Linked DNA regions of Homo sapiens: region 1 is linked to region 2. Evidence: read pairs that join two places in POLR2A ChIA-PET (ENCODE). Cell type or tissue: A673. All regions are shown on one strand. Links, peaks and the distances in the headings refer to the core of each region. The heading gives the core; the rest is flanking DNA.

Region 1 (14,812 bases), core at 5,298-7,797, 490 kb before region 2:
AGAATTACACTGAGTGCAAAAAGCCAATCCTAATAGGTTACATAATGTATGATTCCATTTTCATAACATTCTCGAAATGATGAAATCATAAAAGTGAAAAACAGATTACTAGTTGCCAGAGGTTGAGGCAGGAACAGTAGGCAAGTGGGTGTGGCTGTAAAAGGGCCAAAAGGAATCCTTGTGGTGATGGAAATGTTTTGCATCTTGACTTTATCAATATCAATATCAATATCCGGATTGTGATTTTGTGCTATAGTTTTGCAAGATGTTACCATTGGGGGCAAGCAGGTAAAGGGGACATGGGACCTCTCCATATTATTTCTTATAACTGCATGTGAATCTACGACTACCTAAAAATTAAACATTTAATTTAAAAAAAGACCAAAGTCATTAAAATTGGAGGGATAGGGAGCTGAAAGGGAAGAGCAAGAGAGTATGGAGAAAAATAATGGAGAGTCAAGTTGATACAGGAGATACAAAGAAATTGCTTAGGTAGTTAGGGCAAAAGAGTCCTCGGCAGAACTTCTCTTCTAACAAAAAGCAGCCCTAGAAATTATTCCTTTTCTAACAAAGAGCAGCCTGCAAGATGGAGCTGCAGACATAGATAAGGAAGCTGGAAACTTGCATGGGGGAAGGCTGGCAGCTGCACCGATAGAAAAGGTCTACCTGGGGGTGAGGCATGTCCACCATGAGGCTCCACCTTCCCTTTTTTGTTAGCATGTGTACAGTAAGAAAGAAATGGGCAACATGGAGAAGTTCAGGCAGAGAACCCACCTGCATAATAACAGATTGGGGTGAGGGTTGCCAGAGATTCACACCCTATGCAGTTGGCACACCTGGTCCTATCTGGGTTTTTCATGCCTTATGTAGATCAGACACCATCTCCCCACTAGCTCATCTGTAAAACCCCCTGCATTTCACCGAATTTCGGCAACCCATTTTTCCAGGACCCCTCTCTGTAGCAGAGAGATATTTTCTTTCTTTCGCCTATTAAATTTCCACTCTTAACCTCTCTGTGTGTCCAGGTCCTTGATCTCTGTGGCTGTGAGACGATGAATCTAGGGTGTCACCCCAGACAACGAGGCTGCTTCAAAATCCCAAAGTCCAAAGGAGGACTGCTTCATAAGGGAAGGATTGTTTATAGGTTGGTATACTGTGCAAAATTAAGTATAGGACCAAAAACAGCCAAGACATTTGAAAGTTGGAAAGTTGATGGTAATGGTTTCCTGGGATTGGAAGGCAGACCTCCTCCGCTGATGAGCAAATAATGAGGTAAACATTGTTCTTTCAACAGGTTTGGTGCTGAGTGGAAGGAAAGAGTCTGAGGATAATGCATAAGGTCATGTGTTCCATTTTTGTTGTCCAAAGATAGAGGTTTAGACATTCTGTAATTTGAAGAGAGGCACGTAAGGAGGAGAGAGATGAAAGACACAAACATAGAGCAAAATGGAATGGGTAGAGGGTTCAAAAGCTCAGATGGAATATTAAGTAGACTTGGAAATGAGAGACCATTCCTCCGAGTAGGAAGACAGGGGTTGAATATGCCAAGAGCTAGCAAATTAGGAGGTTAGGAAAAAGGTGGCTGAGGGAATATGCTGGCTGTCTCCCTTTCACAGCGCAGCAGCCACCCCTCCCCTCCCCCACCTCTAGCAAGTAGCCACTTTTTCAACAGCTTAGGCGGCTCCTTTTTCCAGGAAACTTCCCTTCAGTTCACCGGCCGTGCCTCTCTCTATCCTTTTCCTCGGAGCAGGCTGTGCTATGATCAAGGCATTGTGACCCCTGTGACCCACACGTACACATCCAGAAGGTCTCCTGGAGCCAGAAAGTCTGGGACAACAGGAAAACCACAAAAGAAGAAAAACAGCTCCTGTCTTAGCTGATTAGCCAACCTTGCGACCTTCTACCATTGTAACATGCTCTACCCTAACTGATCAATCAACTTCGTGACACTGTGCTCTGTGACCCCTCCCACCTTGTGATAATGTACCTTGTGACATTCTTCCCTTGCCCGCAATAAACGGGCCCTTATTGTATCTTTCCACTGCTTACTCCTAACCTATAAAACTAGCTGCAATCCCACCACCCTCCGGTGGTGGGACTCCCTTTTCGGACTCAGCCCGCTCGGACCAGAGTGAATAAACAGCTTGTTGCTCACACTTAGCCTGTTCAGGTTGTCTCTTCAGTTAGACGCGCGCATAACACTAACAATTCACTTAATAAATATTTATTGAGGGAACAGAGGTCGCAAATAAAATGTAATTAGTATTGCTCAAGATTAAACTTCTTTCAGCACGTTTGCCTTTTCTTCTTTTATCTAGTGAGATGTTGAAACCCATACCTAGAGTTCTGCTACAGAAATAAACGTATCCCACAGTGTTCTTGCGATTTCCTTTATGAATTTGAGAAAAATATGACCCCATTTTAGGTTCTAAGGAGTGTTTCTGTATTGTAGAAGGAAAATTCCATATTTGTATTGCCGTGGGCACAAAAAACCGAGCGCTCTCATGCCGAAACCCGGGATCGAACCAGGGACCTTTAGATCTTCAGTCTAACGCTCTCCCAACTGAGCTATTTCGGCTCCGCCCACGCCACTTAAAAATAAGGCTTAATGAATTTATTACTTATGTTTTTTATTTACTATTAGGTATTTATTAAAAAAAAAACCCACAATGACAGGTACTCCGAAGGAACCAAAGACAAATTAAAAAATTATTTCGTTCTTCAAATGGCTCACCACTTTATGCAAAGAAAAGCAAGAAGACAATTACAAATTGATGCTACAATTTATTCTCGGTTGAATGCACACATCGAAACAGAGCACGTTCCATCATCCAGTTACGAACTTCCCAAATTACTCTTATGGCATTGCCACGCCCTCTGCCGTCCAGATTTTATTGGTTGGTGCAAAACAGGAGGTCAGTGAATACGAGAGCATGACCGTGCACTAACTCGTCGGAAAAGTAGAAGTCAACTGTGTGCGTATGTGTTGAGTTCTCGCTTCATAAATATGTTTTAATAAACCTACTTCAGCTTCCCTGGTGGTCTAGTGGTTAGGATTCGGCGCTCTCACCGCCGCGGCCCGGGTTCGATTCCCGGTCAGGGAATGAGGTTTTTCTGTTTTAACCTCCAAATTCTTTCATCCAGGAACGAAATCTCTGAGTAAACAGCAAATTGTGGATAAGTTAACTTTCAATTTTCATAGGAGGCATTTTCTGCATAGAAACCCTGTTCCTGTTTTAGTATTCCAGGTACAAAATGACAAGCAATGTAATTTTCAATTATTTTAAAACATTTATTAATGAATACTTAATCTAGCGTAGACCGAGTGTCCGGCATTGTTCTAAGTAAGCGCTTTAACATTTTTAACTCAATTGGGTGATTCAGTAAGCGGGAAATTCCGGAGACAATCCATTAGGAGTTAGTTGAGATTAGCATAACCTTTTGAAAAGACAGTTATGAAGATGACAGAGAAGAAATGGCGAAGTCATTTCTGGGAGATTTGATCGCTGTGTTCAAGCTTCTGAAGCTGCTAGAGCCTCGGTGGTTTAGACACCTACTCTATCTTCCTCGGATTTCTCTGTAAGTTTCACGCTGCTCCAACTGGGCGCTAGGGGATAGCCCTAGAAATACCTACACAGTAATTTAATATTCTGGGCCAAAGCAGTTTCAGGACTGCTTCATCTCTCCAGCGCTTCAACCTTTTTTCCCCTATGAAGGTACAAATTATGTTTTTTTCCTAAGAGAGGATAGGAGAAGGTCATAAACATGAAATTAAAACCTGCTGTCACAAAACTGAGAAACAGGCAAACAATGAATTCAGCACCATCTCTGAATGCACATTTGGTAAATTTACCGAGAGCTACTGGAGAAAAAGCAGACTTTTTGTTTCTCTCCTGACAAGGTTTGGTGACCCTGTGCTAACTGGTTCCTGTCTGACAATATCGGGGCATGAATCTTTGTTTCTTGGTCTGTCTAAAGAGCAGCTATTGCTTATTATTTCTTTCTTATATCTGCTAAGAGTTTGGGGCACGTATGACTTCTCTACAAGTTTCCAAACAAAGATCGTGGTGCTCCTGATCTTATTTCACCAACAAATGGAATATGTGATTTTTTGTTTGTTTTTTGAAATGGAGTCTCTCTTTGTCGCCCAGGCTGGAGTGCAGTGGCCCGATCTCAGCTCACTGCAACCTCCGTTTCCCGGGTTCAAACAATTCTCCTGTCTCGGCCTCCCGAGTAGCTGGGATTAAAGGCACGTGCCACCACTCCAGGTTAATTTTTGTATTTTTAGTAGAGACGCGGTTTCACCATGTTGGCCAGGCTGGTCTCGAACTCCTGATCTCAAGAGACCCACCCGCCTCAGCCTCCCGAAGTGCTGGGATTACAGGCGTGAGCCACCGCTTCCAGCCAGGATGTGATGTTGTTATGATCCAGTTAAATGAAGCAGGACTTTTTCTAATTAATTGCACTTTCTCTTCTCTTCCCTGGCTCCATATATTCACAGTTTCCAAAACTTCCTTGAGATGGGACACTCTTTTGTCATCTTGTCAGTTCTGTCCTTGAATTAATAAACTTTGACACATACATAAGATCAATTTGACTAAGAAATCTTATTTTGACATAGACATAAAAGTAATATGGTTTGTAAAATTCCTGTATATACGGAAGCCTTTTAATCTAATGTTTCATAGGAATTCAACCCTCTAGGCCTGCTGGTGATCAGTTCTTGAAAAGCACCCTCTTTTCGTGATATCACACGTTGTCTCCTCTATGTGCAGCAAGAATCTCTTGCTTCATTAGTTTTTATGCCTCTGCTTTCAGAAAACAGTCTGGTTGGGACCCCTGTGAAAGGAACTGTCTGGCTTAACTTATCTTGATTAATGCCTCTTTTTTTCTTTTCTTTTCTTTTCTTTCATTTTCCACATAAAGCTAATTGGATTAGAGAAAAAGAACTCTTCTTCGAATGCTACCAGTTTCTTTCCTTCTCATCTGAGCTATTATTCATTGTCCATAGGAAAAAAAATTCCCTAATTTTGGCACGGTAGGTTCTGTTTATTCACCAGACTTGCTACCGTTTACTCGTCAGCTCAGAGAGAACGTCGAAAAAATATAACAAAACCAAAATATGCATCAAGACAAGAGGAGGAAAGAGAATGTGAAAGACTACTAAAAAAAAAAAAAAAAAAAAAAAAAGTCAACAGCTAGGGTCAAGGAATCAATCTGCAAATATTCAGAGCCAGTAGGCTTGTACTACACTAGTCACTATGGAAAATGAAAAATGACCAAGACAGAAATCTCACCTCTTAACACCCCCCAAATCCCAATTTTCTCAACTGTAAAATGGGAATAAAAGTATTACAGTATTTACTATATAAAGTTGCGATGAGTCAATAACATAATACACAAAAGCAGTCAGCCAATTATCCAAATCCGTGTTATTAATATTATCATCATCATCATTCTTCTCACCGTACTTGGGGAATGAAGGAGACAGATACTGTGAGTAAGTTTTCCTTTTTTTTTTTTTTTTTTTTTTTTTTAGACAGAGTCTCGCTCTGTCGCCCAGGCTGGAGTGGAGTGGCGCCATCTCGGCTCACTGCAAGCTCTGCATCCTGGGTTCACGCCATTCTCCTGTTTCAGCCTCCAGGTAGCTGGGCCTACCGGCGCCCGCCACCACGCCCGGCTAATTTTTTGTATTTTTAGTAGAGACGGGGTTTCACCGTGTTAGCCAGGATGGTCTCGATCTCCTGACCTGGTGATCCGCCCGCCTCGGCCTCCCAAAGTGCTGAGATTACAGGCGTGAGCTACCGCGCCCCGCCAAGTGAGTAAATTTTCTATTGGGCACAGAGTTACCTGCTAAAATGAAGTGTGGAAAAATACAATGGGGTGTGTGTATGTGAGAGAGAGAGGGAGATTTGGAGGTGGGGTGGGGAAGACCCTATTTGAAGTGGGCTTTGAAGAATGAACAAGATTTTTATTAGGGAACAAAATGGAAACCAGCATTCCAGGACAAGCGTCTCAGGAGAAGCAAAAGCGCAGAGTTGTGAAAGCTCTTAGATTTTCAGAACTTTGAATTCTGAACTATATATAAACCTGGAAAATCTCGGTTAACTATGGGATGGCATCAAGATTTCAATTTCAAGCTTTCTGGTCATGCACAGTAAAGCTGGAATTAGAGTCTCTTACGTATGGCAGTTGTTGACAAGTCCGTACAGGTACCTAAGTGCTTCCCAGAAAATTCCTCAAGTTGGTAGGTCCTGGGGGAATCAGTTTAGTTCTAAAGAGAGGACTCATCAGAGATCTGTTCAACTTCCAGGAATCTGTGAGGATAGCTCCAAATCTCACTCTCATGCCCAGCCTATCAAACAAAGCAAACCGGTTGGACTGAAGCTGTGGGATCGGGACTGAAATAGAACCAGCGAGAAAGGCAGTCCTCCTCGATTCCTAGAGAGAACACATTCAGCCAGCAGTTGGATAGAGGATACTAGCAAGTCCCTCGCCAGGGCGGGGGAGCAGAGACACATTCCTGTCCCGTTTACATTCTTCCTCTGGCGGAGGCGGGAGGGTCGCTTGAAGCCTCGGATTTCGAGATCAGCCAGGACAAAAAAGCGAGACCCCCGTTTCTACCAAAAAGGGGGGGGGGTGGGCGGGGGGAAGAGAGAGAGAGAGAGAAAGGAAAAGAAAGAGAAAGAAAAGAAAGAAAAACTAGGCGCGGTCACGTGTACGTGTAGTTCCAGCTGCTCGGAGGTTGAGGCGGGAGGATCTCTTGAGCCCAGAAGTTCGAGGCCGCAATGAGCTCTGATCGTGGCAGAGCGAGGCCCTGGCTCAAATACATACATACTTTGTTCTGACTTTGTGTGCCCTTACTCTTTCCTCAGGTGCACGCTTGGGCTCGTTACTGCTCAGAATTTTAGAATCACAGATCCAGCAGTGATCAGGCAGCTGCAGCTGTCAGGGACCACCACCACCTACGCGATTGATCCGTGGGAGAAGCCGTCCTACTCTTTTCTTTCTCCTTTGTCCTTCTCATTCCTGACCCCTTCAGGATTCTCAGTCTTCCCTCCGGGAGGTAGGGATTCTACGGAGAGAGAAGGGTTGTGGGGCTTGTTCTGTTGCGGGTTCAAACCCAAATTGTCTTTTTCTTTTCAGACTTTTGGCCAGTCTTGTCTCGCTCCAACCTCCTACCCCCACCCCATTCCTCAGTGCATTCGTGAATTTCTCCAAGCAGGCCTTTCCAGATCGACACTAAGTTCCAATCCCGAGCTGTGTGACCCAGCACCAATTCAGTCACGATGATGACTTGCAATTGCTTAATCAGTTGGCCTTTCCTCCTAGCTGTGAAGGTGAGGACCGCCGGTGTCAGCGTTCGTCCTGAATACTCAGTGCCCAGGCACAGAGTAGGCATTCAGTCAATACTTGTTGAACGGGTTAATGGATTCCTGATGTTCACTGGTTGATATCGTCACTTTCAAATAATTTCTCCCATTTTTCTGTTTTGTTTTCACCCTCCTAGTTTACCGTGCAGGATTGCAAACACCAGAGAGAAAATCAGTCTCTGGAATGATGCCTTTGATGGACCAAGATGCAGCTGATGAAGCATTGAACCAATTAGCACCTAGCAGGAGGGCACCCTTGCTCTGTGTCCTTGAAGGTTAAAGCTGTCAAAAAGTGGTCTCCCTCAAGTTCGGCCATCTTGCTCTCAGAGATCTAGAACTGGTAGGAGAATATAGCCTTGATAGTGGAGAGGAAACTATTGCTGTTGTGAGGGACTGAGAGAACCAGGCAGAGAGCCCAGATTGACACAGCAGGTGACAAAAGAGGCGCGCCTACCTTGGGGAATACGGAGGAACAGAGGAAAGTGAGACCAGGAGAAAGAGCAGGGGGGCGGGTGTGCAGGCCGGGCGCCGTGGCTCACGCCTGTAATCCCAGCACTTTGGGAGGCCAAGGCAGGCGGATCACAAGGTCAGGAGTTCGAGACCAGCCTGGCCAATATGGTGAAACCCTGTCTCTACTAAAAATACAAAAATTAGCTGGGCGTGGTGGCGAATGCCTGTAGTCCCAGCTACTCGGAAGGCTGAGGCAGGAGAATCGCTTGAACCCGGAACCCGGGAGGCAGAGGTTGCAGTGAGCCGAGATGGCGCCATTGCACTCTAGCCTGGGCGACGGACTGAGACTTCGTCTCAAAAAAGGGAGTGACTGTGTTGCTTTTGCTTTCTTGGAAATCTTTTTTCTTAGTAATTTTCCTAAAGTAATTTCCTTAGGAAATAATGTATTGCTAAGAGTATTGCAACTTTTAGTATTGACGAGGTACTTTTACTGAATCAGTATAAGTCAACAAGCAACCACCAGAAGCTGGAAAAGGCCAGGATAGGATTTTACTCTAAAGTTTCTAGAGGGAGCTGGACGCAGCCCACACCTTGATTTTGGCCCACATACTGATTGTGGATTTCTGGCCTTCAGAAATACATATCTGTTGTAAGAGAATACATATCTGTTGTTTTTAGACAGTTTCTGATAATTTGTTACAGTAACCACAGGAAATTAACACCAGGCACTATGCAGTAAATTCCGTATGAACAACTCAAATATAAGAATTTGTAAGACAGCCGGGCGCGGTGGCTCACGCCTGTAATCCCAGCACTTTGGGAGGCGCGGTGGCTCACGCCTGTAATCCCAGCACTTTGGGAGGCGCGGTGGCTCACGCCTGTAATCCCAGCACTTTGGGAGGCCGAGGCGGGCGGATCACCTGAGGTCGGGAGTTCCAGACCAGCCTGACCAACATGGAGAAACCCCCATCTCTACTAAAAATACAAAATTAGCCGGGCTTGGTAGCGCATGCCTGTGATCCCAGCTACTCGGGAGGCTGAGGCGGGAGAATTGCTTGAACCTGGGAGGCGGAGGTTGCGGTGAGTCGAGATCGCGATATTGGACTCTAGCCAACTCCATCTCCAAAAAAAAAAAAAAAAAAGAATTCTAAGACAGCATAGTTTCCACTGGCATATTGGATAAAAACTTCCGTCAGCAGTGATTTTAATGAAGATGAATGACAAAACAATAAGAAACTCCAGCGCTAGTTAACTTTCTTTATTATGATCTTATTTGTCATAATTTTTTGCACAATGCGTTTTTATTTTAGGACTCAGTCAAAATTTTGGGCCAAGGAGACCGACGCGCTGTCGCCTGCACTAAGAGAAACGCAACGAACAACTTTGTCAATGCATTGCATTATACTATAGCAGCAACTATACTTTTAAATGATTCGAATCTTGAGGTTTCAAACTGAACCGTCTTGTGCCTTTTGCCCGGCGGGCATTTCTGCGGGGACCGCGGGTCACCTTCTGAATTTTTACCTTCATAAACAGCAAGGACTGCGCTCTTTCGCACGGCGCCCCGTTTTTTCGTAGAGTTCCGTCGGCCAAAACCACTTGAAACTCGCTCAGCGGCGTCGGGGCTCCAGCCAGGCGTCACCTTCCACAGCGAACCTGCGAACCACAGCGTCCCCTGGGGGTCTCCGTCCGCGTGGCCGCTTCCTCTTACATCGGTGACGCAAGGGAAGGGCGTCTAGGATCCGCCGGTTTCCTTCCTCACTGCTCCCATCAGTGCGAAAGCAACGTGTTGGGGGTTCGGGGTGTGTGGCGGCTGAACAGCTGCCTGAAGTTCTCTGATGGCGCTGGAGGGAGCTCCAGAGAAGAGGTCATGGGGAGAAGGCACACCTTAAACGCCCCGGGGTGGGGGGGGGGGGCGACATTCCCTAATGGGAAAAAAGACACACCTTAAACGCAGTAGAGGGCGACATTCTCTACTAGGGAAAATGCGGAAGAACACAGTTGTAATCAACGGTAGCGTGGCCGAGCGGTCTAAGGCGCTGGATTAAGGCTCCAGTCTCTTCGGGGGCGTGGGTTCAAATCCCACCGCTGCCAAGTACTTTTCATTCTCACTAGGGACTGTTTTTAGGAGAATCCCTTTCCAAATGTTCAGTATGAATGGTTCTTACGTATCAATCCCATTCTCCTCTTCGACTTCTGTTTACCACGGAGCCAGAGATAACCGTCCCCAGAACAATGTTCCCCCATTATTTAGAGGACAGTGTACTCCAGGCGCCTCAGATACAGCAATGAGTGACACAAGCAAAAAAACCCTTAATGGCACATACTTAGTGAGGTGGCACGATCTCGGCTCACTGTAACCTCCGCCTCCCCGGTTCAAGCCATTCTCCTGCCTCAGTCTCCCGAGTGGCTGGGATTACAGGTGCGCGCCACCACGCCCTGGCTAATTTTTGTATTTTTAGTAGAGACGGGGTTTCGCCATGTTGGTCAGGCTGGTCTCGAACTCCTGGCCTCAAGTGATCCTCCCTCCTCGGCCTCCCACAGTGCTGGGATTACAGGCGTGGGCCACCGCACGCAGCCTGAAGGATTAATTTATGTTTGGAATCAGCTGCTGTTCTTCCTCCAGCCTCTCTGTAGTGTGCTCACTTCACACTTGGAACCATAGTTATATGGTATAGAGAAGAGACAACTCTAGGGAAAGTGCCAGTGCCTTGCCTTACCTTACAACTGCCAGACACACCCAGTCAGGTACCTTCTCTGTGGGCTTCTCAGTACCCCGTATCTCTGTGGTTGCCGGGGGAGCCCTATCTCTCCTCGGAGCAGTTCTCTCTGCATACTTCTGGTCTGTCTCTCATTCTCTAGACCTCAGCTTGGAAGTTGTTTCTCCTTGGAAGCCTTCCCTCATCTCCTTCTCTTCCTCTTTCCAGCTTCATAAAGTTTGGGAGGGTATGGAGAGGATAAGGAAGGGAACAGCACAGAACGTCCTTGCCCCACGGAACTCAGAGTTTAGTGGGGTTCTCATGGGGGTTCACAAGGATTAGATAAGTTATTGCCCTAATATGGGGCAAACTCTACTAAAAAGGAGATAGCTTTCTATGTGTAGATTTTGAATGATGTTCCAGATTTAAGAGAATAAAAAGAAAATAATATGAATTGTATGTTAGAAAGAAGGACTGTCACAGAATTGTTCCCAACTGGGATTACAGGTGCAGGCCACTAGGTCCGGCTAATTTTTGTATTTTTAGTAGAGAGGGGCGTTTTGCCATGTTGGCCAGGCTGGTCTCAAACTCCTGACCTCAAGTGATCCTCCCACCTGGGACTCCCCAAGTGCTGGGATTACAGGTGTGAGCCACCACGCCTGACCACCTTTATTGATTTTTGAATGCTAATCCAACTTCTCCATGCTAGAATAATCTTAACTTGTTCAAGACATGTAATCTTTTAAAAAATGTATATTCCTGGATTCAGTTTGTTACTATCTCAAGATTTTTCTCACTACATTCATGAATGATAATAGCCTGTAATTTTCTTTTTTAAAAAATTTCCTTGTGTTGTTTGTTTTTCCTCATCGTTCCCTAATGGTTTGGTATTAAGGTTATACAGGCCTCATAAAATGAGTTTAACATTGGGATTATTTTCCCTTGCATGTTTAGTAGAATTAACTGGTGAAAACATCTGACCCTTGAGTTTTCTTTCTGGGAATATATATTATAGGTTCTATTTAAATAATTGGTATCAGACTATTCAGATCTTATATTTTTTTCCTGTACTAGTTTTAGAAACAAGAGTCTTCCTAAGGAAATATACCAGATGAACCTGGAAAATCTTTTCACCAGAAAGCAAGGAGGCTACTGAAGACTACTTTAGTCATGTTAAACAAAAAAGGCTTGTGCTGACACCTATGAAGTAGTCTTACCCAAATCAAATCTAAATATAGAATTTGATAAAGCCCTTAGATCTAACTATTAATTTTTAGGACATGCAGGGGCAGAGGAATGTGTTAAATACTACCAAAGGTGTGCAATAATTAAAATCCAAACTGTGAAACTCTGCAGCACCAGCAACCTAGTTAATCATTAAATAAATTTCAAGAAAAAAGAGATATAGGGAGAACTTATATATTAAAATACTTAAGATACATACCAACTAATCACAATGTATTGACCTTATTTGAATACTTTTTTTTTTTTTTTTCTGAGACAGTGTCTCACTCTGTCACCCAGGCTGGAGTGTGGTGGCACAATCACGGCTCACTGCAGCTTTGACCTCCCAAGCTCGTCTCCCGAGTAGCTGGGACCACAGTCATGCACCACCATGCCTGGCTAATTTTTGAATTTTTTGTAGAGACAGGGTCTTGCTATGTTGCCCAGGCTGGTCTTGAACTCCTGAGCCCAAGTGATCTTCTTGCCTTGGCCTCCCAAAGTACTGGGATTACAGGTGTGAGCCATGGTGCCTGGCTTGGTTTTTTTTAATGTTAAGAAAAAATGGCATTAGAGAAAAATTTGAACAGCGAATGAATCTTTGATGATGTTGCCAAATAGATAATTTTGTTTAGGTGTGATAACTGTACTAGTGTTAGTTTACTTATATTTTTGGTTTGTTTTTTAGAGATGGGGTCTTGCAATATTGCCCAAGCTAACCTCAAACTTTAGGGCTCAAGGAGTCCTCCCACTTCAGCCTCTTAAGTAGCTGGGACTACAGCATAGGCCGTCGTGCCCCTGGCTCTATTATTAGTTTGTTAGTTAGTTTGTTTGTTTGTTTATTTATTTATTTATTTATTTTGAGACTGAGTCTTGCTCTGTCGCCCAGGCTGGAGTGCAGTGGCGCGATCTCGGCTCACTGCAACCTCTACCTCCCGGGTTCAAGCAATTCTCCTGCCTCAGCCTCCCGAGTAGCTGGGATTACAGGCGCCTGCCACCACGCCTGGCTAATTTTTGTATTTTTAGTACAGGCGGGGTTTCACCATGTTGGCCAGGCTGGTCTTGAACTCCTGACCTCAGGCAATCCATCCACCTCAGCCTCCCAAAAGTGCTGGAATTACAGGTGTGAGCCACCGTGCCCGGCCCATATTGTTAGTTTTTTTAAACAGTCATTATCTCCTATAGACAATTAAATACTTATGGATGAAACACAATTTCTGTCATTTGCTTGAAAATAATCTTAAGCAGAGGGAATGGGTGGGGATACAGATGAAACAAGATTAACCCTGACGTAATAATTGTTGAAGCTGAATGATGTGTACATGGAGTTCATTTTTCTATTGCCTTAACTCTTGCATGGGTTTGAAATGTTCTATAATAAACTTTATTTTTTATTTATTTATTTTTTTGAGATGGAGTTTCGCTCTTATTGCCCAGGCTGGAGTGCAATGGCACAATCTCGGCTCACCACAACCTCTGCCTCCCGGGTTCAAGCGATTCTCCTGCCTCAGACTCTGAGTAGCTGGGATTACGGGCAAGCGCCACCATGCCTGGCTAATTTTTGCATTTTTAGTAGAGACAGGGTTTCTCCATATTGGTCAGGCTGGTCTTGAACTCCTGACCTCAGATGATCTGCCCACCTCAGCCTCCCAAAGTGCTGGGATTACAGGCAGGAGCCACTGCGCCCGGCCAATACATTTTTTTTAATAGAGGAGGACTATAAAACCTATGGGAAGCTCTGATGGCACGACTATGACTTGCTGATGTTCACTACAGGTTATCTGGCTAGGCCACTTGCTGAGAAACTCCTGATGTATCTTCAAGTCTATTCTGGTTGGATTTCTCACTGAAAACTGCGTCTTTTGTCTGGGAGGTGAAAGCCAGACCCTCATCTTTCTGGGAGATAAGGAAAGTAGGCTGGAGGCGTTGACATTCAGTATGCTCCTTTTTCAAATGGAATTCCTGTCCTCCATGTGTCTAGCCCACATATCCTTTGTTTAACCTTCTTCAGAAAATAAACCTCCAGTCTTCTTTGGGCTTGAGGACCTAGGACTCTGCTTGCTTCCTAAATAGCCTCTGACAGACTCTCCTCGTTTTAGTCTATTCATTCTCATTTCCAGGGGTACATGGTGCCACCAATTCTTGAGTCGCTTAAAGATTCTATGATGTAAAATAAATGTCTTTTTTTTTTTCTTTTCTTTTTTAGAAGGAGTCTCACTCTGTTGCCCAGACTGGAGTGCAGTGGTGCAATCTCGGCTAACTGCCACTTCCGCCTCCCACTCCCCAGTAGCTGGGACTACAGGCACGCACCACCAAGCCCAGCCAATTTTTCTATTTTTAATAAAGAGACAGGGTTTCACCATGTTGGCCAGGCTGGTCTCAAATTGCTGATCCCAAGTGATCTGCCCATCTCAGCCACCCAAAGTGCTGGGATTACACGTGTCAACCACGGTGCCCGGTCAGATTTGTCCTTTACTTGCCCCCTTCAGGCTAAAATTTAGCTTTCTCAAATTCAATGTCATTATTACTTATCCTTTTTTCAGTTTCCAAAATTTTGTAGTTGCCTCTTCTGCCATTCTTCCTGATTATGAATGGTTTTACTGTAGCATTAGTGTAGTTCTGAGGGGGAGCAATACCAAATACACGTAGTCAAGCTACAATCCTTACCAAGAAGTATCTTATCATCTTTCTTAAACTTAAATGAAATTGGCATTCTCCATTTCTTTTGTGAAGGTAAAAATAATCTCATATCAGTGTTCTGGTAAAAATTTTGTGTTTGCACGTGGAATGTAATTCGATTTAAAAAGTGAGTTTTACCTGGTGATTTTTGTATGTAAATTATAACTTAGACTAACTCTTGTTTGGTAACTCTTCAGAATTAGAACTACAGATATCTTAGGGTTTCAAGCAACATGTTTTGTCATTCAACTATGCACCTGACCTTCGAATTCCTTCAGTATTATTCTTACCAAACTTATTACCTTATGGCAGAATCTGTTCCAGTTGAGTATCTCCTAAATGTACAGATGTCCTGTAGCTTCTACTTGTGGATTGTAATTCTATTCTGGG
Region 2 (14,812 bases), core at 7,143-9,642:
ACCCAGAGCCTGAGACTGACAGTTCCTCCCTCCCTGTATCCTGCAGGAGGGGCCCTGTCCCAACAAGAGCCCCAGGGCCTGGCCTGAGGGTGTGGATGTGGGGAGAGGAGGGTCTGTGGGCCCAGGAGGGGGCATTTGTAGGGGACATTGAGTACTGCAGCTCAGAAGACATGAATGACAGGGTGGGAGGTGTCTTCCATGTCTGTCCATGGCACAGCACCCCTGTGATTCCCAAGGGCTGCCAGGGGCCCATTCATCTGAGCTCTTTATAGATCCTACATATGAGTCCTTCATCAGATGTGAGATTGAAACCACTTCCTCCAGCCTGGAACTTGCCTTTTCATTCTCCCCACAGGGTCTTTCAAAGTGCACACATCTTATATTTTGATGAAATCCAATTGATCAATTTTTTCTTTTATGCATCATACTTTTTGTATTCATCCAAGAAATATTTTCCTAACCATAAGTTACACTGATATTCTCTTTTCTTTTCTTACATACAGCTTACAGCTTTAGGTCTTACATTATGGTTTATGATAAATTCTGAATTAATTTTTATGTATGATGCCACGTATGGATTGAAGTTCTGTTCATATGTGCATATGTATATCCAATAATTCTAAGGACCGTTTGTTGCTAAGATTGTCCTTTCTCCACTGAATTTACTTTACACCTTCTTCAAAATCAATTGAAGATATATGTTAGGGTCTATTCTGGACCCTCTTCTGTTCTGTTGACCTATTTGTCCATCCTGTTACCAATATCACACCATCTGGATTTCTGAACCTTTATAATAAGCCTTGAAGTCGGGTATTATAAACTGTCTCACTTGCTTCTTCTTTTTTCAAAGTTTTTTTTTTTTTTTTTAACTATTCTAGGTCTACTGCATCGCCACACACAGAATCACTTTCTCATGAACATACATACATGTGCACCAGAAATATAAATATATGCACATCAAGACCAAGTGAAATTTATCCCAGGGATACTAGGCAGGTTTAACATGAAAAATGAGCCAATATAATTCACCACATTAACAGATTAAAAGGCAAAAACATTATTTCAGCAGATTCAGAAAAAGCATTAGACAAAATCCAATAGGCTCATAAAAAATTTCAGTCAACTAGGAATAGAAACGAAGTTTCTCAAAATGATAAAAGGCAGCTACCAAAAAAAAAATCCTATGGTTGATATTTAGTGGGTATTACCCTTAATAATGAAAGACTGGATGCTTTCACCCCAGATGAGGAACAAGCCAAGAATGTTGGCTCTCACCACTTATTTCAGCGTCTTAAGAAGATACCATCAGGGCAAAGGACTCCTTCCTTAAATAGACACAGATTTCCATGTGGAGTCATTATTCTCTTGCTGGATGTATGTCTTTTACCACTTCTCAGTCTGCATATCTCCTGGTGATGATTTGTTTCATCTTTTTTGTGTCTCCAAAAACCTCTTTATTTTGCCATCTCTTTGGGAAATATTTTGACTGTGTAAAAAATTTTAGGCTGACAAATTTATTTCTTTTAATATTTTAAAGAATTTTCTCCACTGTCATACAACTTGCAACTTTCCAACAAGAAATCTGCTTCATTCTTATCTTTGATTTTCTGTACATATATGTCTTGTTCTTCTCTGGCTGTTTGTAGGAGGACTCAGTTTCCTGGGCATAGATATGCACGGGAAAGATGCAGTAACTACATCAAGTGTGGTGTTGTCCAAGGGTGGATAAATAGGCCAACAGAACAGAGCAGAAGGCCCAGAGACAGACCCACATAAGTCTAAACATGATTGATAACCAAAAATCAGAACAATAGTGAAGGACTATATTTGTTATAAATGTGCTGGGACCATTGGATAACAATCAGCTAAGTGGGCCAAGCAGCCTTTTGGCTTAGGCTGAAGCAGGATAATAATGTTACCTATTAATAGAGTGTGAAAACTGGCTTCATGTTTTCACAGTGATTAGAGCAATATTGAGATACAGTAAATCATCAGTGAACATATTTGCTCTAGTTGCTATTGCTACTATTCATCTTCCTGTCCCGTGCAGCGTCTTATGGTTACCATGATTCAAGTGCCTCCTGGTGAGGCCGAAACTCCACAAGACACTCTGGTCAGTCCTGGGGTACAGTTTCTTCCAGGTGGCAGAGGCTCAGTCCTGGTCACCCGCTGATCCCTTCTCAGGATGTGCCACACAGTTCTGCCCTACTGCGGGGTGAATGCTGGGATGCCTCTCTCTTTAAAAATTCCAAACAAGGGAACTGGTGTGAGAGGGTGGGTGCCTCCACTCCCTCAGCCCTTATTTCCAGGTGGGGATCACCCCAGAGGAGTAATTCTTGAGATGTGGTCCCCAACACCTTTTTAGGGGAAGGGAGGCCAACATAATCTTCAGGTAATACTTGAAGTATTGAAGTGAGTCTGTGTTTCTCACACTCATGCACTCCTGAGTGAAAGTGGAGTTTTCCAGAGACTGTATGAGGTGAGATGAAGCCGCCAACTGGAAAACTACACCAATGCAGAAGCAGCTGTGAATGTCCAGCTTGCTGCTGGGCCTCTAAGAGGTCTGCAAAATACAAAACCATCTTGCTCTTCTCAATAACATAACTTTTTAAAGAAAACATAGTTATTTTTTCTAAAATTTATTCATGTTTACATGGAATAGGCATACAATTTATGTTCTAAAGGAGTTAATAAGTAAACATTTGTAAAGTTCTGAGTTATAATTACTAATACTGTAAATATTGAAAGATACAACCCTGATCCACAAAAGTTCTTTGAGCTGCTCAATACTATTTAAGACTGAGAATCTCAGGTCTATTTTAAGCTCTGGGCTCTCTCTCTTTCCCCGCACTTTTTCCCTCCCGGGGAGAAGGAAAGAAACTGATGAGTGAGTTTGGAAGAATAACCTGGAGTGAGTGCTCCCTTCACCAGTGGGTGGTGAGTTCCCCAGAAGGACTGCTTTCCTCCAAAGAGAGATGGGCAGGAAGAGGGAGGAGGGATGGGATCCTCTGGAGTAGGTACCATTTAAGGGGCACTTTTGAAAGTCAGTTTTTTAGACATCCAAGCCCCTTTCTCCAGTTCAATTTTAGGAGCAATAGAAGTAATGCATTGTTCTCCATCTGACACTGTCCTCATTCCTTCATTCACTTTCATCAGTAGTTCTCAATTCCAGAGGGAAGGAAGGGGATTACTTACTAAACTGTAATAGTCCATACCTAGCCTTGACATTTTTGTTTTTCTGAGTGAGTGAGAGAATTCAGGAAACTGAGGACTGTCTGTGTTGCCAGGAGCTCATCAGCTGCAAGGATAATAGAGACGTTTCCACAAAAAACTAAAGAACCATAAGCCAGATGCTCACCTCCAAGGGAACTGTTGGCCCAGGGTAAAGGCACATAAAATGCCCAAATTGTATCCCCTGCCTGAACATAGCAGCAGCCCAACTCTGTGAGATCAACCTGCCTCTTACTTCCAGGCATCCAAACTTCACGGGCTAAAGTCCTAACCCTGAATGTGACAATATTTTGAGATAGGGCCTTTAAAGAGATAATTAAGGCTAAGGAGCTCATAAGACTGAGGTCCTAATCCTAAAGAATTAAAATCCTCATAAGAATAGAAAGTGTCCCCAGGGATGTGGGTACACAGAAAAAGGCCATGTCATGACACAGGGAGAAGGCGGCCATCTCAAGTCAAAGAGGGAGGCCTCAGGGGAAGCCCACCCTGCTGATACATTGATCTTGAACTTCCAAGCTCCAGGACTCTGAGAAAATAAATATCTGCTGTTTGTAGCCTAATCTATGGCATTTTGTTAGAACAAAACACGCTGACTAAAGACAGGCAGCCCGGATCAGCCCTTCTGTGCTCTAGGGCCAGGGTTTCTGCCATTCACTTATCAAAGGACAACATCAAATTATGTAAATCAAACTCTGTTTCAAATTCTAGTGTGATGTGAAACAAACTAATAGGAGATATGAACATGTCCCTATCAATTTTGTCATTTACACTAGGCAGAAATCAATATGATCCAAGTAACAGCATTTAAAGAATTGCTGTAATCTAAACATCTCAGAATTGCTTTAGAATGTATCACATTGAATATCTAAAATAAGAGAATGTACATTGCTTACCAGTATCACTGGCACATTTACAAACCTGAGCAAGTTTTCGGCAACAGAGAAAACAGTGTGAATTTCACATAACAGTCATAGTATTATACAAGTGACATTTTCCAAGTGAGTAAAAAACTGACAAATCAATTACAAGAACACTGGGAACAATCTCCAAAGACGTGTTCGTCGAATTCTAGTTAGAATATGGTTGGGAAGCCTCAAGAAGGCAGAGACAATGAAAACATGTGGAAACATGCAAGGTGGAAAGGTGGACTAGTGAGCGATGGATAACATCAGATGATGGGGGGTTAATGTCAGACTTGCAGGGCATTTTGCTACTTGCTGGGAATTTGCTAGGGTAGGAGGAAGGTGTGGCCTCTGCCCTACTGGGGCTTCAAGTGCAAATGAGGCAGGAGTACAATAAACTGATAACAACACACAACACAGAATACATAGAAAATAATTATAGACAATTATCTTCACATTAAAAGAAACAAACCTTTTAGAGAAGAGTCAAAAAGGGGTGGAGATTTAAATGGGGTGGTCTGGACAAACATCTTTAAGGAGTGAAGGGTGAAAAAGAGTAAAATGTACAGATAGTGTTGAGGGAGTGCTCTAAGCAGGGAAGGGAGAAAGGGACCTTGCAAGGTTGGGCGCGAGTCTGGTGCAAACAAGGGAGAGAGTGAATCCTGTGTGAGGATGTCATGGGACAAGGTCAAATGGTGCACCTGAGGACAACTCAGGGGGTGGACACCATCCTGAAATCTAAGAGTTACGCTGGCTGGGGTGCAATTGAACAAATGAAGCAGGGTGATGTGCTGCTGTGATGGCTATAGAGCATTGACGGGATGGAGCTGGGGCTGGTCAGGGGCTCTCATTAAGGTTCTGACCATGGTGGGTGCCGGGCAACACCCTGGTCAGGGTGGGGAAGAATGCATGACATTCTGCAGGGTGGGATTCCTGTGAAGAAGCACAGGCGCTAGATTGTGTGATGAGTCTGGGAAAAACACAGAGAGTAGCCTGTGCGTGGAACCTGGAATGAGCAGAGTGAAACAGCTTGGAGAAACCAGGCTGTAGGCCAGACTGCCAGCGTTAGATCTCTCCACAGTGAGCAACGCCAGAAACAACTTGTTATGGCACTCTTACTGAATCGCTTTCCTGGCTTTTGTAGGAAGGGATGGATGGAAACTTGAGGCCATAATGGTGGAGGAACATCAGGATCATGAATCAGTCTCTGCCCAGGGGTCCCCAGGAAGGATGGACTGGGGTGACAGAGGACAGAACTCCGAGCAAGGTGACTGAATAAGGATGAATGACACTTGTCACTCTCAGAAATATGGAGCTTGCAGAAGCCAGGAAGGTTGAACTAGTTTACAGTCCCACCAACAGTGTAAAGATGTTCCTATTTCTCCACATCCTCTCCAGCACCTGTTGTTTCCTGACTTTTTAATGATCACCATTCTAACTGGTGTGAGATGGTATCTCATCGTGGTTTTGATTTGCATTTCTCTGATGGCCAGTGACTATAAACTAGTTCAACCATTGTAGAAGTCAGTGTGGCGATTCCTCAGGGATCTAGAACTAGAAATACCATTTGACCCAGCCATCCCATTACTGGGTATATACCGAAAGGATTGTAAATCATGCTGCTATAAAGACACATGCACACGTATGTTTATTATGACACTATTCACAATAGCAAAGACTTGAAACCAACCCAAATGTCCAACAATGATAGACTGGATTAAGAAAATGTGGCACATATACGCCATGGAATACTATGCAGCCATAAAAAATGATGAGTTCATGTCCTTTGTAGGGACATGGATGAAGCTGGAAACCATCATTCTCAGCAAACTAGTGCAAGGACAAAAAAACCAAACACCGCATGTTCTCACTCATAGGTGGGAATTGAACAATGAGAACACATGGACACAGGAAGGGGAACATCACACTCTGGGGCCTGTTGTGGGGTGGGGTGAAGGGGGAGGGATAGCACTAGGAGATATACCTAATGTTAAATGATGAGTTAATGGGTGCAGCACACCAACATGGCACATGTATACATATGTAACAAACATGCACGTTGTGCACATGTACCCTAAAACTTAAAGTATAATAAAAAAAGAAAAATAAAATAAAATAAAATAAAATAATTAGCTGGAAAAAAAAAAAAAAAGAAGAAGCCAGGAAGGTCTGCTTTGCTCCTGACCTGCCTTTCCAGAGGGTTTCCATGGGAATTGAGAATAATGGGCTATCAACAGAAGCAAAGTAATTTTGTCTTGAATTCAGTCAGAAATCTGGTTACTCTGAAAATACACAAAGGTAATAAATAATCTCAAGAACATTCACCCTGCTCCTTGGAGGATCCAGCATGTTTTCCAGACATGATCCCTTTTACAGCCTTGTGCATAGGCAGTCCCTGCCTTTGTGGAGGAGCTGAGCCCCCTAGAAGAGCAGTTTGTTTCCAGCTGTGAGGCTGAAATCTGCCCTGGGATCGGGGGCCTGAAACGCCTCATTTTATCCATGCCTCCATCTCACTCAACAAAGCCCTCTGAAAAACAGCCTTTAGGGACTCCCTGTGCCTCTTCCTGTAGAGTTACTCAGCCAAGAAGTAGATGACTAGGTGAGGCATGCTGACCACAATGGACAGTAGCAACAGGAGGTCAAAGGCAAGGGTCAGAAACTTTCCTGGCAGGCACACAAGGACAACTAAGGGCAGGACCCAAAGGAAGAAGCTGATGATCACAAAGCAGACAACATGATAGGTCCTGATGGGGGAACACCACTGGGGACAGCACAGACCCCAGATGATCAGGATCAGCTTGGACATGCCCATTACAAAGCAAATAAGTACATGACATGTCATAAAGCCTCATGAAATTGGTCACATGCCAAGCACTTCTCCCAGTACTCACAGACCTGGCTAACTGCATACAAAGAAAGGGCCAGGGCCCACCTCACCATGGCAGAGGTGTGCTCTGGGCGGTGGCAGCACCAGGTGGGACAGAGGGCACAGAGAAAGCTCTCAATACTCATGGCCACCAGGAGACAGAGACCCACTGTGTCGGAGAAATAGGAGACAGGATCCAGAAACACAGCCACCTGCAATGCCGCCTGGTGATACAGCATGAGGATTTTCTCCAGCAGGATCACAGTTACACAGGAGAGGTTGACCATATCAACAGTGGCCAGGTTAAGGATGTAGGTCACATAGGGGCTGCTCCAGACCTGTGAGTAGAGAAGCCAGCAGATCACATCATTGCCTACCAGTCCACAGAGGGCCACCAGCACTGTCAGGGAGAAGACCACCTGCCTGTCCACCAACCACTCACCTCCCGTATGGCTCATGTTCACATGTCCTGAGGTCTCAGTCTCATTGTCCCAATCCAGCTTTCCAGAGAGGGTTGCGAGAAGCTAGGCTATGGTGGGCTACCTTTGCTGCCTGCGCACATCCTGCAAAAACAAAGGCTGGTAACATACCAGGTCTGGAGAGGAGAGTCAGGGTTGCCCTCTGTCCTCAGAGGTTCCTGCTGAGCCTCATGAGATTGGCAGGGATTCTGCAGAGCAGAGTGGAGGAAAGGAGCAAGCTTCTTGTGGGAGACCCATCCCTTCCCTCCCAGATTCTCCATTGCAGGATGCCCTCTCATGCATACCCTTACCCCTCTCTCCACCGCATTCAGTTATCCCTGATGCTTCATGCTGTGCCCAAGGCCCAGTGTGTATCCCGTGCACCCAGATTATCTATAAGGCTGCATAAAAAAATACATTTGTTTACATTAGCCCATAGGGATGGTTCTCCAACTTTCCCACTGGTACAGGCTGTTTTTGTGACATCGTTTTGGTGGGGGCACTGAGTGACTACTTTACCTTGAGGTTCTGAGACTCCTTGAGTCCTGGATGGGGAGGTTGCTGGTCAGTACTCAAGGGAAGGGCTCCCAACCTTGCTCCTGCTCACCTCTTCTCTGTTAGCTCTCAGGCCTCCTCCCTGGACCTTTGCACATGCTGTTCTCCTGCTTGGAAGAGCCTCTGTGCCTCAGTGAGCTCGGTCTCCTCCTTCCAGTCTCTGCCTCAGGGTCACCTTCCAGGTGATCTTCTGCTGATCAGCCTTTAAACATTGCACTCTTGACCTGCTGGCAGTCTATGATATTCACTTACTTGCTTTTGTGGGAATCATGCCCTGGAATGGAAGTTCCATGAGAATTTACTTTGTCTTTAAAATTCTGTTCACTGCCTTTTCTCCAGCCCCTGGAACAGGGTTTGACACTGAGGAGCTACTTGGGGAGGGTGCCTGCAGAGGACTTAAGTTGCTCTGTTACATGTAGGTGAGAGCAGGGGACCCTGCACACCAGAAGCTGCTTCATGGGGTCCCGAGGGAGACATGCACTTGAGCCATGGGCTCTGTCCACTTCAGGAGCAGGCACTCCGCTTCAGGCTGCCAATCACAGGTCTTTGTGTGAAGAATTGTGCAGGGAGGGCAAAGGTACCACTTTGCCTTAGAATTTCCTAGTTTGTATTCCTGAAAATTCCTTGTCCTGAATATCCCGATAGCCCTGGGAAAACCAAGCTGGTTGGTCACCTAACTAAAAATGAAACGGGAGAGGATCAATACCTCTTCTGGGAACCCACAGCTGAGTCAAACCTAGTAACCTGGGAGTTCAGGCCAAGGGTATGAAAGCTGATCTTATGTGGGCAAATCACAGCTATCTTTGATAAGCAGTGGATCCTTTTCTGCCTCAGTATTCCCAGCTATCTAAGGGTTGCTGTTATTAGCTGAATTGTGACCTTCTAAATTCATATGTTAAGGTCCTAACCCCTAATACTTCAGAATGTGACTGTGTCTGCAGACAGAATCTTTGAAGAGGTAATTATGTTAAAATGGGTCTTTAGGTTGGGCCCTAATCCAATAGGACTGGTGTCCTCATGAGATGAGGAGATTAGGATTAGTTAAACACACAGGGACAACCATGTAAGCATGCAGGGAAAAGACAGCCATCTACAAGCCAAGGAGAGAGGTCTCAGAAAGAACCGACAGTGCCGACCCCTTAATCTCAGAATTCCAACCCCCAGGACTGTGACAGAATAGACTTCTATCATTTAAGTCACTCAGTCTGTGGTCTTAGTCATGGGAGTCCAAGCTGATGATCACAGTAGTGAAGAGAACTTTATACATGGAATCATGGGAAGTCTCAGAATGGTGAGACGAACCTGGTCCTACAACCCTGAGCTACTGAAGCTTTGTTTATGGATCACAGAGGCTTCTAAAACAAAGATTGTTCCACAAATTGATGAAAGCCTAAGATATGCCAGGAAATATCTCACACGTGACCCTGTGATCTGCAGTCACATATTGGTGCATCAGTGGGGTTTCAGGAGAGTGCTAGGGACCAGCTCCAAGTGAGCCCAGTGTTTGAATCTTCCCTCCTTGCCAGGATGATGGAGTTCCCCTTCAGTCAGCAGCTCTGTTGAAATGGAAGGGTCTGGCCCCAGTCTCGCCCCTCCCTGTGCCTGTTGCCTAGACTTTCTTATCTGAGGCCAGGAGAGGAAAGCAGATCCAGCTTATATCTAATCTGGTCATAAGACGAGGCTTGGGGCTTAGTAACATTGGTGTCCATGGAAACATCAGGCTGATGTGCGGTTCTGTGCCCAGGCCAGGGTGTCAGAACTCGTGATGGTGACAGAAGAGAAACTGCAAACAGGACTCCATGGCCCACCCCAGGCCACCAGGGCACCAAGCAGGAGCAGCTGGGCTTTGGTCTCCAACAAGGAGAGGAGATTTATAGATAAAATAGTTTCATGGGAAGAAGTGACTTCCCCTCCAGCCAGAAGAAAAGATCCGCTATGGAGGTGGCATGTGGCCTCAGGGGCAGAGTCATGCTTCCCATTCCTGAGCTCATTGAAACCCAGCTCATGCCCAGAGACGACCACTGAGCCCAGTGACTGAGCAGTACATTCTTCATTGTCACCTAGGAGGAGGAGGCAGCCCTCCTGGGGTGGAGAGGCCTCGGCATCTGGTGTGGCCCCAGCACTGGGCATAGAGACATCCTGGTACTTGGAAATGTCATTTGTGGTCTTGGGAATGTCATTTCCAAGTTGGGTCATGAGCCAGGCTCCCCAAGGAGTAGATACAACAGGCTGGATCCTGGGATTCAGGGAGCCAGCGCTGTTGGAAGTGCTCAGTTTGGTGCAGCCAAAATAGCCAAGTAGCCTTTGCATTGGGATTGAAGTATTTGCTCTGATTCTGAGGCGAGAGCCCACCCTCCCCACTTAATTTTTATCTGAGGTGAAATTCACATAACAGAAATTAACCAATTTAGAGTGCACAGTTCTGCCTCACTTTGCCTCTTCACAATATTGCGCAACCCCCAACTCTATCTAGTTCCAAAACATTTTCATGCCCCATAAGGATGCCCTTAGCAGTTACATCCCTTTCTCCCTCCCAGCTCTTGGCAACCACCATCTGCTTTCTGTCTCTGCGCATTCACCCATTCTGGACACGTCCTATTAGTGGAATCAAACCTTCCGTGACATTTTGTTTCTGTTTCTTTCACTCAGCCTCATGTTTTCATGGCTTGTTCATGGTGCAGCATGTGCCAGAACTTCATTTTCTGTGTTAGATGAGAATTAAATACGAATATAGAAGCTGGGAAATTGGAAAATCTGAAAGGTTACACCCAGAAGTCATAGACCACACCTCAGTAACACAGTGGCTCAAATCCTACTTCTAACAGAAAAACACACCCTCTGCCCATCTACACAGCCAGGGCACCTGTGAACCAGGGACCAGAACACAGAAGTAGCTCACCCACTGGGGCTACCTTGGGAACCGCAGGCCCTCCTTTTTCCAGGAAACTGGTTTCTATCCTGTCAATCTTCAAATGCACCTTCCTCAGTAAAAAAAAAATCACAAGGTTTTAAATTTTTTTAAAAAATGAGTCTTTGAGTTAAAATGCTTTGAAAATGAAAAAAAAGGTAGAGACCTTTTTTCTCATACCTGGGAGGACTTGGACGGACTTGGTATCACAGAGGCCAACCTCCTGAGAGATCAAAGTTCTGCCCTCATGTCAGGAAGCTCTCTAAGCATATCTGCTTTGAACTGGGTCTTGACAAGCAGTTATCAAGTTCCCTGTGTCCCTTAGGTCTTCCTGTACCAGGGCCACTTGCATATCAGAGCCCAGGCCTTTAACTGAAGCATCTTTATCTCAACATCTCACGATATCCCCCAATCCTGTCTGACTCTATTACTCTGTCCTTAAGAACTGTCCCCTGAAACAAAGAAGAATCTTTAAGAGAAGTCAGTCTCTCCACTTTAATGCATCTCCCAGACTGAGGTCCAGCCCAGCCCAACCCATCCTAGAAGGCAGAAGAGGAAAGTCAGGTCAGCATTTTCCCAATGAACTCAGGAATTCCAGTAGCTCAAACGTGCTCCTTGGATTTTGTCATGAATTGAATTGCATGTTTTGTAAAGTAAAATTAATGTAAGAACTTTACTTTGCTGTCTTCTCAAAGATCAATTTGCTCTTTCTTGATTTTCTCTAGTGCATGTTTGTTTTTGTTGGAAAATTAGTCATGAATGATCCATAAACATAATGTAAAGAAGTCTTGGGAATGTTTTTGTGCTGTGCCACTTACCAAGCAGGTTCTGACACAACATATTGGCAAATTCTTACTGAAAGCCAGATCAAGCTCACACTCCATGTATCCTCATGCTATTCCCCTCCGTTCACCTACAGCTGTTTGTGAAGGAGCCAGCTGATCATTTCATATAGACTTTTGTTCACATGTGGCTCAACTTGAGAAAAATGAGATGGATGCAAGGCTCCTTTCGTTGGTTTCTCTAGCAATTCATGCATTTCTAGCTTGAAGTTGCTTCTTATCCCTGCAGGAAATAATCTTTTATTATATTCCCTCTTAAAACCTTGTGGTTAAATGTGATTCACATAGTGGGGCAGATGGTTTCTGTATGGTTCTACAGTGACCAGGAAGGAGAGATATATAAGAATGAAATACACTATGATCAAAGGGTGACAAGATGTTAAAATACACCCCTCCTTGTCCTTCGGTGCTGACTGGCTGTTTACCTCACTGCAGAGATAGAATCTGAGAAGACCTCAAGGTCACATAGGGAATGTGACTTTATGGGACAGTACTGATCCTCCCTACAAGGGAGCCATTAAGGGTCTAGAGCAGCTGTTACCTTTGGTCCTATCTCCTCTATATTTCATGTAGTTTTTATATTCAAGAGATTGTGGATCTTGAATTTTTTTATTATATGTACCCAAATTATTTTTTCATTATTATTATTTTTTAAATTATACTTTAAGTTCTGGGATACATGTGCAGAACTTGCAGGTTTGTTACATAGGTATACATGTACCATGGTGGTTTGCTGCACCCATCAACCCATCGTCTACATTAGGTATTTCTCCTAATGCTATCCCTCCCCTAGACCCCCACCCCCAACAGGCCCCAGTGTGTGATATTCCCTGCCCTGTGTCCATGTGTTCTCATTTTTCAATTCCCACCTATGAGTGAGAACATGCCGTGTTTGGTTTTCTGTCCTTGCGATAGTTTGCTGAGAATGATGGTTTCCAGCTTCATCCATGTCCCTGCAAAGGACATGAACTCGTCCTTTTTATGGCTGCATAGTATTTCATGGTGTATATGTGCCACATTTTCTTAATCCAGTCTATCATTGATGGACATTTGGGTTGGTTCCAAGTCTTTGCTATTGTGAATAGTGCCGCAATAAACATACGTGTGCATGTGTCTTCATAGTAGCATGATTTATAATCCTTCGGGTATATACCCAGTAATGGGATCACTGGGTCAAATGGTATTTCTAGTTCTAGATCCTTAAGGAATCACCACAGTCTTCCACAATGGTTGAACTAATTTACACTCCCACCAACAGTGTAAAAGCCTTCCTGTTTCTCCACATCCTCTTCAGCATCTGTTGTTTCCTGACTTTTTAATGACTACCATTTTAACTGGCATGAGATGGTATCTCATTGTGGTTTTGATTTGCATTTCTCTAATGACCAGTGATGATAAGCCCTTTTCATATGTTTGTTTGCCACATAAATGTCTTCTTTTAAGAAGTGTCTGTTCATATCCTTCATCCACTTTTTGATGGGGTTGTTTGTTTTTTTCTTGTAAATTTGTTTAAGTTCTTTGTAGATTCTGGATATTAGCCCATTGTTAGATGGATAAATTGCAAAAATTTTCTCCCATTCTGTAGGTTGCCTGTTCACTCTGATGATAGTTTCTTTTGCTGTGCAGAAGCTCTTTAGTTTAATTTAATTAATTTGTCAATTTTGTCAAATTTTGTCAATTTTAATTAGTGTAATTTGTCAACTGAACTAAAATTTGTCAATTTTAATTAGTTTAATTTGTCAATTTTGGCTTTTGTTTCCATTGCTTTTTGTGTTTTAGTGATGAAATCTTTGCCCATGCCTATGTTCTGAATGATATTGCCTAGTTCTAGGGTTTTTATGGTTTTAGGTCTCATGTTTAAATCTTTAATCCATCTTGAGTTAATTTTTGTATAAGCTGTATAAAAGGGGTCCAGTTTCTGTTTTCTGCATATGGCTAACCATTTTCGCCAACACTATTTATTAAATAGGGAATCCTTTCCCCATTGCTTTTTTCTGTCAGGTTTTTCAAAGATCAGATGCTTGTAGATGTGTGGTGCTATTTCTGAGGTCTCTGTTCTGTTTCATTGGTCTATATATCTGTTTTGGTACCAGTACCATGCTGTTTTGGTTACTGTAGCCTTGTAGTATATTTTGAAGTCAGGTATCGTGATGCCTCCAGCTTTGTTCCTTTTGCTTAGAATTGTCTTGGCTACACAGGCTCTTTCTTGGCTCCATATGAAATTTAAAGTAGTTTTTGCTAATTCTGTGAAGAGAGTCAATGGTAGCTTGATGGGGATAGCATTAAATCTATCAATTACTTTGGGCAGTATGGCTTTTTTCACGATATTGATTCTTCCTATCCACAAGCATGGAATGTTTTCCCATTTGTTTGTGTCCTCTTTTGTTTCCTTGAGAAGCAGTTTGTTGTTCTCCTTGAAGAGGTCCTTCACATCCCTTGTATGTTTTTTTTTAAGAAACAGAATCTCACTTTGTTGCCCAGACTGGCATGGAGTGAAATGATCTCGACTCACTGTCTCAAATTCTTGGTTTCAAGAGCATCCTCTGTTCCCACTCTCTCATGATACCTAATACTGGTGATTATCAGGCTCAAGTCCTGCCTATAGTCATGTATCTGAAACACAATTGGGATTCTATCCAGGGACTCTTGTCCACAGGACACCCCTAATAAGATTGGCCTCCCCCATATAGTGTATCTCTTATGCTTTTCTACCTTTGAGAACCAGCACTATTTGCTTCTATCACAGTAAAAGCCACACTCAGATAATTTTATAAACATAAATCTAGGCCCTGGTTTAACAACAATGGGCATCAATGTATGAGGCAAGCTTATCTAGTACTAGGATTCCAGTTTGCTGTGTAGCATTCCCATAGAAGGCTGTCTTTGCCTTTTCATTCAAGGATAAGAAAATATTTCCAGTTAGAAATGTTTTTGGCTGCCAAATAGAGAAGCTCAATTAAACTAATTTTAGCAGTCAGTGATGTATAATATTGAAGCACAAGACACCTGTAGATAGGGCTGCTGCAAGATGTTCAAGTCAGTGGCACAAT

What was found. ChIA-PET counts read pairs that join two places held together with the same protein. Peaks named below come from ENCODE experiments on the same cell type or tissue, not always from the same donor. Only the 100,000 strongest peaks of a DNase experiment are listed, where the experiment ranks them.
Region 1: POLR2A ChIA-PET joins it to region 2 with 24 read pairs; 2 of 35 experiments call an interaction of 5 or more read pairs at or near these places.

Annotation. Positions count from the first base shown.
Region 1 is chr6:28,979,167-28,993,978 of GRCh38, forward strand. HCG15 (HLA complex group 15) reads left to right here and starts at 5,583. Exons shown (of 3, transcript NR_135289.2): 1 at 5,583-5,818; 2 at 7,511-7,713; 3 at 9,134-9,401. TRF-GAA1-2 (tRNA-Phe (anticodon GAA) 1-2) reads right to left here and starts at 2,578; the gene lies at 2,506-2,578. TRE-CTC1-6 (tRNA-Glu (anticodon CTC) 1-6) reads left to right here and starts at 3,033; the gene lies at 3,033-3,104. TRL-AAG3-1 (tRNA-Leu (anticodon AAG) 3-1) reads left to right here and starts at 9,836; the gene lies at 9,836-9,917. RefSeq lists cis regulatory regions at 1,465-2,287, 13,435-13,746. In A673, for the core only: no CTCF peak of the experiment used is centred there; a DNase peak (open chromatin) is centred at 6,465; H3K4me3 peaks cover 710 bases; H3K27ac peaks cover 1,408 bases.
Region 2 is chr6:29,468,449-29,483,260 of GRCh38, forward strand. LOC105375008 (a long non-coding RNA gene) reads left to right here and starts at 7,251. Exons shown (of 4, transcript XR_007059916.1): 1 at 7,251-7,339; 2 at 11,364-11,484. It also overlaps the pseudogene MAS1LP1. In A673, for the core only: no CTCF peak of the experiment used is centred there; no DNase peak of the experiment used is centred there.